Regions from separate parts of the Mus musculus genome. Here region 2 is linked to region 1. The links are chromatin loops, found by intact Hi-C in ENCODE. Cell type or tissue: heart. All regions are shown on one strand. Each heading gives the region's core, and the rest is flanking DNA. Links, peaks and the distances in the headings are about the cores only.

Region 1 (4,386 bases), core at 161-4,160:
CTGTAGACCAGGCTGGCCTGAACTCAGAAATCCACCTGCCTCTGCCTCCCAAGTGCTGGGATTAAAGGTGTGCGCCATCACACCCGGCTGGCAGGAGAGTTATAAGTCATGTGTTTGAGCTAGAAGAATAGACCTGGTGGCTTGCATTGTTCATGGTCCATAACCAGTGTCTGCTCTCGCATGATAGGCTGTTCCTGGATATCCTACCCACTATGGCAAACTCTTCCAAAAGGGCAGGTCCCAGCATCCACGGGCAGGCCTGAGGTGCTGTGGTACTAAAGACAGAGGCAGATGAAGAATGGAAGGGTACAGTTTATTGGAGAACTTACTCAAATGTATAGTCTTGGTAGACAGCAAAGCCAAACTGGATCCTACCACATGGGTCAGAAAGAGAGTCACAGACTCGAGTTAGGATAAAGTGACTTTCCCCCTAGCTGGAAGGCACGTGGTCCATCTTAAGTTCTTATCAAAGAGCCAGGTACAGGTTGGAGCCTGGATCCGGTTGTAAGGTCCCAGACGTCATTCTTGGGATTTGGTCTATCGATAGTTTGAAGAGAAACCATGCACCAAAAAATGAACTGTGGTTTCTCTAGGACAGTCACAACAGTCTGGATCCAAGATGACTGTCATCATATCAAGCTGAATCCATACAGAGCCTACTCTACCAGTCTGATTCCTTTTTGCAGTTATTTTAATGTGACTCCCTCCCTCAGATGGTAAACTGAAGGAGAATGAGCAGGGCTATTTCAAATGCAAGCCTAGGGTGGGCCTGGAACTCACCAAACAATTGAAAATCATTTCACTGAAAGAATGAATGAATGAATGAATGAATGAGGCCCAGCAAGGAAGCTGGTAGGGAAGAGATTCTTCCTATACCCATTTCCGGCATGACCAGACGGAAGCTCTAGGATGCAGCAGGAGGCATGGGCTGGGTCTCCAGCAGTTCTGTCTGGGTGGGATTCTTGACATGAGCCAGAGAGTACCTAGGGAGGGTCTGTTGGGAGAGACCCTGTTCTACTGTCCGCGGGTCGGGACAGGGTCAAAATGTCAAGTCAGAGAATTACTCTGAGAATTACATGCTTGGTGTGTACATGTGCATATACATTTCCTTGTACACACGTGTGGGGGTGCACGTATGTACATGTGTGGTTCTGGAAGCCAGAAGACACCTCGAGTGATGGCGCTACCCGCATACTTTTTGTTTGGTTGGTTTGGAGATAGGGTCTCTGGCTGACCTAGACTTACCTTGTTATCTGGACTGGCTGGCTCTTGTCCACCTCCCTGAGCTAGGACTACAAGCGTTTTCCCATGGGTTCTGGATATGAACTCAAGTTCTCAATCACTTTATCAAATGAGCCATCCCCATTCCTAGGAGACCTAGTCCAGCATGCAACCTTAAATTTCTCAGCTCCTCACCTACGCTAGATCCGAACCCTAGCACAGGAGGCTGCGTGCATAGCACGGTCCCGGGAAGAGCTGAGATGTCAAGCTCTCAGATCAAGAGAAGCGCGTGCGTAGTGGGGAAAGGGACTGAGGCGGTGACTCTCAGAACAGGTGTAAGGATGCAAGCCAAGAGGGCGAGTCAGGTGCCCCGGGGCTACCGGGTTCCGGGGACCTTTGGCTGCACTTGGCCTCCGGCCTGAGAAAGCCACCTCGCCCCTCCCCCGCCGTTCTACCCCCCGATTGGCCAATGTCTCCGTCCGCCGTCCGGCCTCGGCCAATGGGGCCGGCGAGAAACCGGAAGCCGGAGCCGGAAGCGAGGCAGAGGCCCGCTCTCCAGTGGCGTCTCCCGCTAGCAGCTGTCGCGGAGCTGTCATGCGAGGCCTCGGGCCAGGCTTGAGGGCTCGGCGCCTGCTCCCACTGCGGTCCCCGCCGCGGCCTCCGGGGCCCCGGGGACGTCGGCTGTGCGGCGGGCTCGCGGCCAGCGCCATGGACGAGCTGCTGCGGCGAGCCGTGCCCCCGACGCCGGCCTACGAGCTGCGCGAGAAGACGCCGGCGCCCGCCGAGGGCCAGTGCGCCGACTTCGTGAGCTTCTACGGCGGCCTGGCCGAGGCGTCCCAGCGCGCCGAGCTGCTCGGCCGCCTGGCTCAGGGCTTCGGCGTGGACCACGGCCAGGTGGCCGAGCAGAGCGCCGGGGTGCTGCAGCTGCGCCAGCAGGCGCGCGAGGCGGCCGTGCTGCTGCAGGCGGAGGACCGGTTGCGCTACGCGCTCGTGCCGCGGTATCGCGGCCTCTTCCATCACATCAGCAAGCTGGACGGCGGCGTGCGCTTCTTGGTGCAGCTGCGGGCCGATCTGCTGGAGGCGCAGGCCCTCAAGCTGGTGGAGGGGCCGCACGTCCGGGTAAGGCCCCGCCCGGGCCACCGCGACCCCGGGGCCGCCGCCCCCCGCCACCGCCCCGGGGCCCTGCCCACTTCCCACTCCCCACTCCCCAGACCCTTACCCATGCCCCTGCAGCCACCTCGCCGGCCTCAGATACCACGGTGCTTACTGCGTGGTTCGTAGCACTATCCTCGGGGGTCACTGTCGGGTGTGACACCCATTGCGCTTACTCCAAAATAGCTCTAGTTTTAACTGCGCTGTTCTTGAACAAGGATGGAACACGGCTTTGGGCAAAGTTTGGGCACCTCCCACGAACGTCCATCACCCTAACAGGTTACACGAAATGCACAAACATGGCCAAAAGTCAAGGTCACCACCGCCTGGGTCTCTAAAGCCTCCAGTCCTCTTTCTGCAATCTGACTTTGGACAAGAGATTTGATTCCAAACCCCCAGCCCCAGACGCAGTGATCCTAAGTTGACTTTTTAGTACCTGTGCTAGTCAGCAGCTTACCCAGCGATATCATGTAGCGTACAGATAACGGAGGTGTATATAGCTGAGACCCAAAGGATTGTCTAGCATAGCTGCCAGCCATTAATATTCAATAAAGAGGAGCATTGACCCTGAGTTCATACACAATGATATCACCATTTCAGAAGTCCCCAGTGTTCAAAGCCTCATCTGCTTTTTTCCTGACCTGCTTGAAACAGGCATGGCCATTTTTACTTCCATTCTGTCCTTTCGGTTGACACCTATCTCCTTTAGAGTGAAGGACATGACACGCTGAGGTGATGAGCTGTCCAAGACTTCAGATATACATCCCCTGATCCAGGCTCCTTTGCACTGCTATGTGCAGGTTTACAGACTTCTCATTTTGATTGCTTAACCCTTGGTGTAGTTAAGGGATTAATATGAGTCAGGGTCTCTCACTGAGACTTGAGACTCACCAGTTAGATTAGGTAAACTGCTCAGTAAGCCCCAGAAATATTCCTGTCCCATCTTCCCAATGCCAGCAAACAAAGTGTGTCACTAAATATAGTGGCCTTTCTTTTAAAGATTATATATACCAGTGTTCTGCTTGCCTGTATACAGATGCATGCAGTGCCTACCTAGGCCAGAAAAGTGTATCATATCCTCTGGAACTGGAATTACAGCCGGTTGAAAGCTGCCCTGTGGATGCTGGGACCCAAACCCAGTTCCTCTGCAAGACCAGTCAGTGCTCTTACTTTGAACAGTATCTCTGGCAACCTCCCACCCCACCCCCACCACTTTTAAATCACTAGTACCAGGGATCAAATTCAGGAAAGCTCCTAATTGACTGAGTTATTTCTTCAGCCCTGCACAGTCTCTTTTACAAGACAGACCATGTTTACAGCAGTTTTAGGATCACAGCAAACTGAAGTATAAGGTACAGACTACGCCCTACCCACAAGTCTCCTCTGCCTTATACAGGCACAGGCTCCCCATTATCAGCACAGCACACCCAGCAGGTGTCACTGTAGGTGTCCTGTGAGTTTAGTGTGCAGGTACCTGTGTTGACAAGGCCACTCAGGTGAGGACAGAAATACCAGTTTTGCTCACAAGGCTTTAAAGCTGACTGTGTAGTCCCTTAGGACCTTGTTTGTTTGAGACAGGGTTTCTCTATGTAGTCCTGGCTATCCTGGAACTTACTCTGTAAGCCAGGCAGGCCTCAAGCGGAGAGATCTTCCTGCCTCTGCCTCCTGAGTGCTGCATTAAAGGCGTGTACCACTGCTACCTAACTCCCAGGACCTTCTTAAATGCTGTGCTTTTTTTAGGAAGTATCTCAGTTTGCTTTCCTTTGCTGTGACAGAACATTCTGACCAAAGCAACTTAGGGAGAAAAGTGTTGACTTGGCTTCCATATTACAGACCATCATGGAGGAAGCCAAGGCAGGATCCTGGAGACAGGAACTGAGGCAGAGACCATGGAGGGATGCTGCTCACTGGCCTGCTCTGCTACCTTTGTTAATACTGCCCAGGCCCAACCTGCTAAGAGGTAGCACCACCCACAGTGGACTGGGCCCTCTCATGTCAGTCATCAGTCCAGAA
Region 2 (4,386 bases), core at 279-4,278, 50 kb before region 1:
TCAGCCACTCCTCCTGCCCTGTCTAGAGTCTTCCTTAAGCTGCCCAACTCCCTATAACAGCCCCAAGGTAGGGTGGAACAATCGGACCTTATATCCTAACGCCGCGTACCTTCACTGGTTTGCTAGACTCAGAGACACCCCCACTCCAGTCCATAAATGTAAAGAATTGGATCTGTCTTAGTTAGGACATCTATTGCTGTGAAGAGACACCATACCCACAACAACTCTCATAAAAGAAAATATTTAACTGGGGCTGGCTTACAGTTCAGAGGACTAGTCCACTATCATCATGACAGGAAGCATGGCATGTGCAGGCAGACATGGTGCTGGAAGAGGAGCTGAGAGTTCTACATCTGGATCCACACACAGCAGGACACTGGCCAGGCTTGAACTTCTGAAACCCCAAAGTCCGCCTCCTAGTGACACACCTCCTCCAACAAGGTCACACCTACTCCAACAAGGCCAAACCTCCTAATAGGGCCAGTCCCTATGGGCCTATGGGGCCATTTGTATTCAAATGACCACGATATTCTATCCCAGCCTCCTCCACTGCCTGCACTGTGTTTTGTCTGTGTGAGGTTGTTGGGTCTCCTAGATTTGGAGTTGTGAGCTACCCTGTGGGTGCTGGGAATAGAACCCGGGTCCTCTGGAAGAGCAGTGAGTGCTCTTAACCGCTGAGCCATCTCTCCAGCCCCCTAATGTTTTTTAGTAGTAACAGAACACTTTCTTATTTTGTGTGTATGTTTATGTGTGTATGCATGCATGTCACAGCAGTGCACACACAATTTGTGGGAATCGAGTTTCTGCTTCCAACATGTGGATCACAGAGATTGAACTCACAGTGTCAGACTTTGAAGCAAGCTCGTCACCGGCTTCGCCTTGCAAGGCCTGAGTGCCTAACTACATCCATGGAAGAAGCCAACGCTAATCCCCACAATTTTGGTCCATTTCCGGCGTTTTCTCCTCCTCTTCCTCTCGGTTCAGCCTTCAGGGTGGAACTGGGCGGAAGATGAAGGCGGAGCTAAGAACTGGGGGGCGTAGCTTATCCGCAGGCAGGACAATCTGAAGCCTCCTAGGACCTTCCGGTGCGTGGCAGAAACTACAACACCCACAATGCCTCGCGGTCCCGTGACCGTGTAGTCGCGAGAACTGTCGGCTTGTGGGCGTCTGCGCCGAGAAACCGAAGTGTAGGTGACGGTTCCGAGACATCGCCGCCAAGCTGGGCACCGGGGAGATGGCCGAGACGGACCCCAAGACCATGCAGGACATCACCTTGGTGGTAAGCGGCAGCCTCATATGGGCCTGGACACCCCGGGGCCGCTCTCGGCCCTGGCGTGGGGTGTGGCCAGCGGCCTCGGCCCGCGCACCTGCGGGGCTCGCCCTCCGGTCGGCCCCGACCCGGACCCTCCGGACCTGACCCGCAGGGACACCGATCCGAGCTGGCAGGCCCTTGCTGAAGGCCTCACACTCCAGCCGGGAACCACCACCACCCCACCCCCCCTTCATGCCTGCGTCCTCGGCTCCCCAACGCCGGTCCCAGGAAGGGGGTCTCGGCATAGGTTGGGATCGGCTGACTTGTCCTGGTTTCTCTTAGGTGGAGACGCTCTTGCAGCAGATGCAAGACAAGTTTCAGATCATGTCAGACCAGATCATCGGAAGGAATATCCTTTTGATTTGGAGGCAGTTTCTTAACTGTGGGGGTGAGCGGGGTGGTTTACAAACAGATTTCAGTTAGTCATTTAGAAATTGCCTTTTTTTTTACAAAGGGTTTATTATTTTTAATTATATGTATAAGGGGGTACTGGGAGTGACTGAGACCAGAGGCGTTGGATCCCCTGGAGCTGGAGTAACAGGCGGTTGTGAACTGCCCAGTACACTCGTGCCCTCTGCAGGAGCCTCGCGTGCTCTTAACGGCCGAGCCTTTTCCCCGTCCCCACTTAGAAGTGTCTTTCCTGATCTTGGCTATATTGTGTTCCCGTGGAGGACTGTGCCAAGAGCCAGAGACACAGCGAGACCTACCCCAAGCCCTTGTTGGTGCCCCTCCAGAACACCAGTAAAGGGGTTTGCATGGTAACCGTTGTCTGGGAGTACTTCTAGAGTTGGAGGTGTAGGGAAGAAAACTCACCCCAGTCCCCCCGAACCCCGACCGCCAGGCTGTCACTGTAGCCAGATGAAACTGGGGAAGCAGCTGTTTAAACCAGTGGGCGGGGGCCTGGGGGGGAGAGGCCGAGGTGAGGTGATGCTGCCGTGCGGGCTCTTTAACTGTGCCACTAGATGACATGAGCAGTCGGATTGACGACCTGGAGAAGAATATCGCTGACCTCATGACCCAGGCTGGAGTAGAAGAACTGGACCCTGAAAACAAGATTCCTACTGCCCAGAAGAGTTGAAGGTGAGGGGGGGGGGTTACCTCAGCGTAAAACGCCCGTCAGTGCGACGGGGTGGGGGGGTGTCGTTGATCGGTTATCAGGAGACCTCTCTCCTCCCCACCGGTGAACTCCCAAGTTTTTGAAATACCACCCGAAGTGAGATCTGACGCCCTCTTCTGGTGAGTCTGTAGACAGCTACAGTGTACTTATCTATAATAATAAATCTTCAGGCCGACCTGAGCGAGCACAGGTCCTAAATTCAATTCCCAACAACCACGTGAAGGCTCACAACCATCTGTACAGCTACAGCGTACTCATATACGTAAAATAAATAAATCTTTAAAAAGAAAAGAAATGTTCCATGCCAAACTAGTTCCTTGGGTAGATTTCACATTTCCGAGTTGTATTACTTCAAACTTACTGTATCAGTGCCAGGCATGTGCCAATCTTTTTCCTCATAGCACGATGTCAGCTATGAAATTCCCACCTAATCCCAGCACTTGGGAGGCAGAGGCAGGCAGATTTCAGAGTTCGAGGCCAGCCTGGTCTACAAAGTGAGCTCCAGGACAGCCAGGGCTACACAGAGAAACCCAATCTCGAAAAACCAAAAAAAAAAAAAAAAAAAAAAAAAAAATGAGATTGATTTTTCCTTCCTTCCTTCCTTTCTTTCTTTCTTTCTTTATTTCTTTCTTTCATTCATGTACGCTGTCACTCTCTTCAGACACACCAGAAGAGGGCATCAGATCCCATTACAGATGGTTGTGAGCCACCGTGTGGTTTCTGGGATTTGAACTCAGGACCTCTGGAAGAGCAGTCAGTGCTCTTAACCTCTGAGCCAGCTCACCAGCCCTGAAATTGACTTTTGTTAAAAGACTTATTTACATATGAGTGTTTTACCTGCATATGTTCCTCATGCCATGGGAGGCCAGAAGAAGGCATCGGTTCTCCTGGAACTGGAGTTACAGGCAGCACTTGCCACCACATGGGTGCTGGGAACCAAACCTAGGTCCTCTCCAAGAGCAAAAGTGCTCTCAATTGATGAGCCTTGTCCGTCCCATGACGGTTTCATTTTAAGTACGTTAACAGTTTGTGTTGGGCCTCACTCGAACCCTAGGCCCTGCATGGACATACGTGGGACTCGGACACATGTCTATCCGGTAAGCTGCTCACTGAGGACCACTGGATGATGGCAGTTTGGGGCATGTGGTTTTGGTGCCCTGCCCTTACCACTGAAATAGCTCATTGCTTTGTTTTTGGAAATAGTGGAGAACTCAAGCCACCTTCATGAGCATAGATATCTTAAGTCCTAGAGATGTGCGTGTGTGTGATTTTTACTGTAAACTTGACGCCTTTACTCTAAAACCACCTACTGAGGTGAATTTCTTCTTGTAGCCTGCACCTGTGCTTGTTGGGGGAGAGGCACTTTTTTGTTTTTTTCTTGAGACGTAATCTTATGCAACCCTGCCTTGTTGGCCTAGAACTTGCTGTATAGACCAGAACGGCCTCAGACTCAAAGAGCTCCACCTGCCTCTGCCTCTGCCTCTGCCTCAAGTGCTGGGATTAAAGGTGGGCCTCACTTTTACCATCTGCAGAGTCCTAATTTCTTAATGAAGTTTACCAAGGATTTAGTATGAGAATATCAAGATCATATATAATGGCTGATTCTTAGCCCCCATCTTATTTTCTGAGCGTGGGCTGGAACCAACTTTTCAGTGACTATAATAGAGGTTGGAATCCAAGAGACTCTTCGGGGCTGGGAAGGTCAGGTAGTGACCGACATGCTGGGCTGCCTCACCGTGAGTCATGTGCTATATTGCAGCCAGTCCTGTCCAGAGAGGAGCTGAAGTATACAGTGGGCCTTGGAGCTGCCAGGGAGCTCTGCTGCGTTACGGCAGGAAACTGAAAGATTGTAGGATTAAAGATGTTCACCGGATGGGTATATACAAAGAAGGAAATGGAAACAGGAAGTAGAGTCAGAACTCTGAATAAAGATGTCTAAATACGAGGCTAGAGACGT

The links. Peaks named below come from ENCODE experiments on the same cell type or tissue, not always from the same donor. Only the 100,000 strongest peaks of a DNase experiment are listed, where the experiment ranks them.
Region 2: a loop joins it to region 1, with 2.3 times the contacts of the local background. A loop is called at or near these places in 4 of 42 quality-filtered maps.

What each region holds. Positions count from the first base shown.
Region 1 is chr8:119,393,131-119,397,516 of GRCm38, forward strand. It overlaps Mlycd (malonyl-CoA decarboxylase), which reads left to right and starts at 1,764. Exons shown (of 5, transcript NM_019966.3): 1 at 1,764-2,340. The coding sequence starts at 1,816. In heart, for the core only: no CTCF peak of the experiment used is centred there; DNase peaks (open chromatin) are centred at 1,171, 1,711 and 2,431; H3K4me3 peaks cover 2,127 bases; H3K27ac peaks cover 1,679 bases.
Region 2 is chr8:119,343,342-119,347,727 of GRCm38, forward strand. It overlaps Hsbp1 (heat shock factor binding protein 1), which reads left to right and starts at 1,197. Exons shown (of 4, transcript NM_024219.1): 1 at 1,197-1,279; 2 at 1,595-1,661; 3 at 2,272-2,392. The coding sequence starts at 1,235. The coding sequence ends at 2,390. In heart, for the core only: a CTCF peak has its summit at 2,545 (motif pointing left); a DNase peak (open chromatin) is centred at 1,110; H3K4me3 peaks cover 2,171 bases; H3K27ac peaks cover 1,705 bases.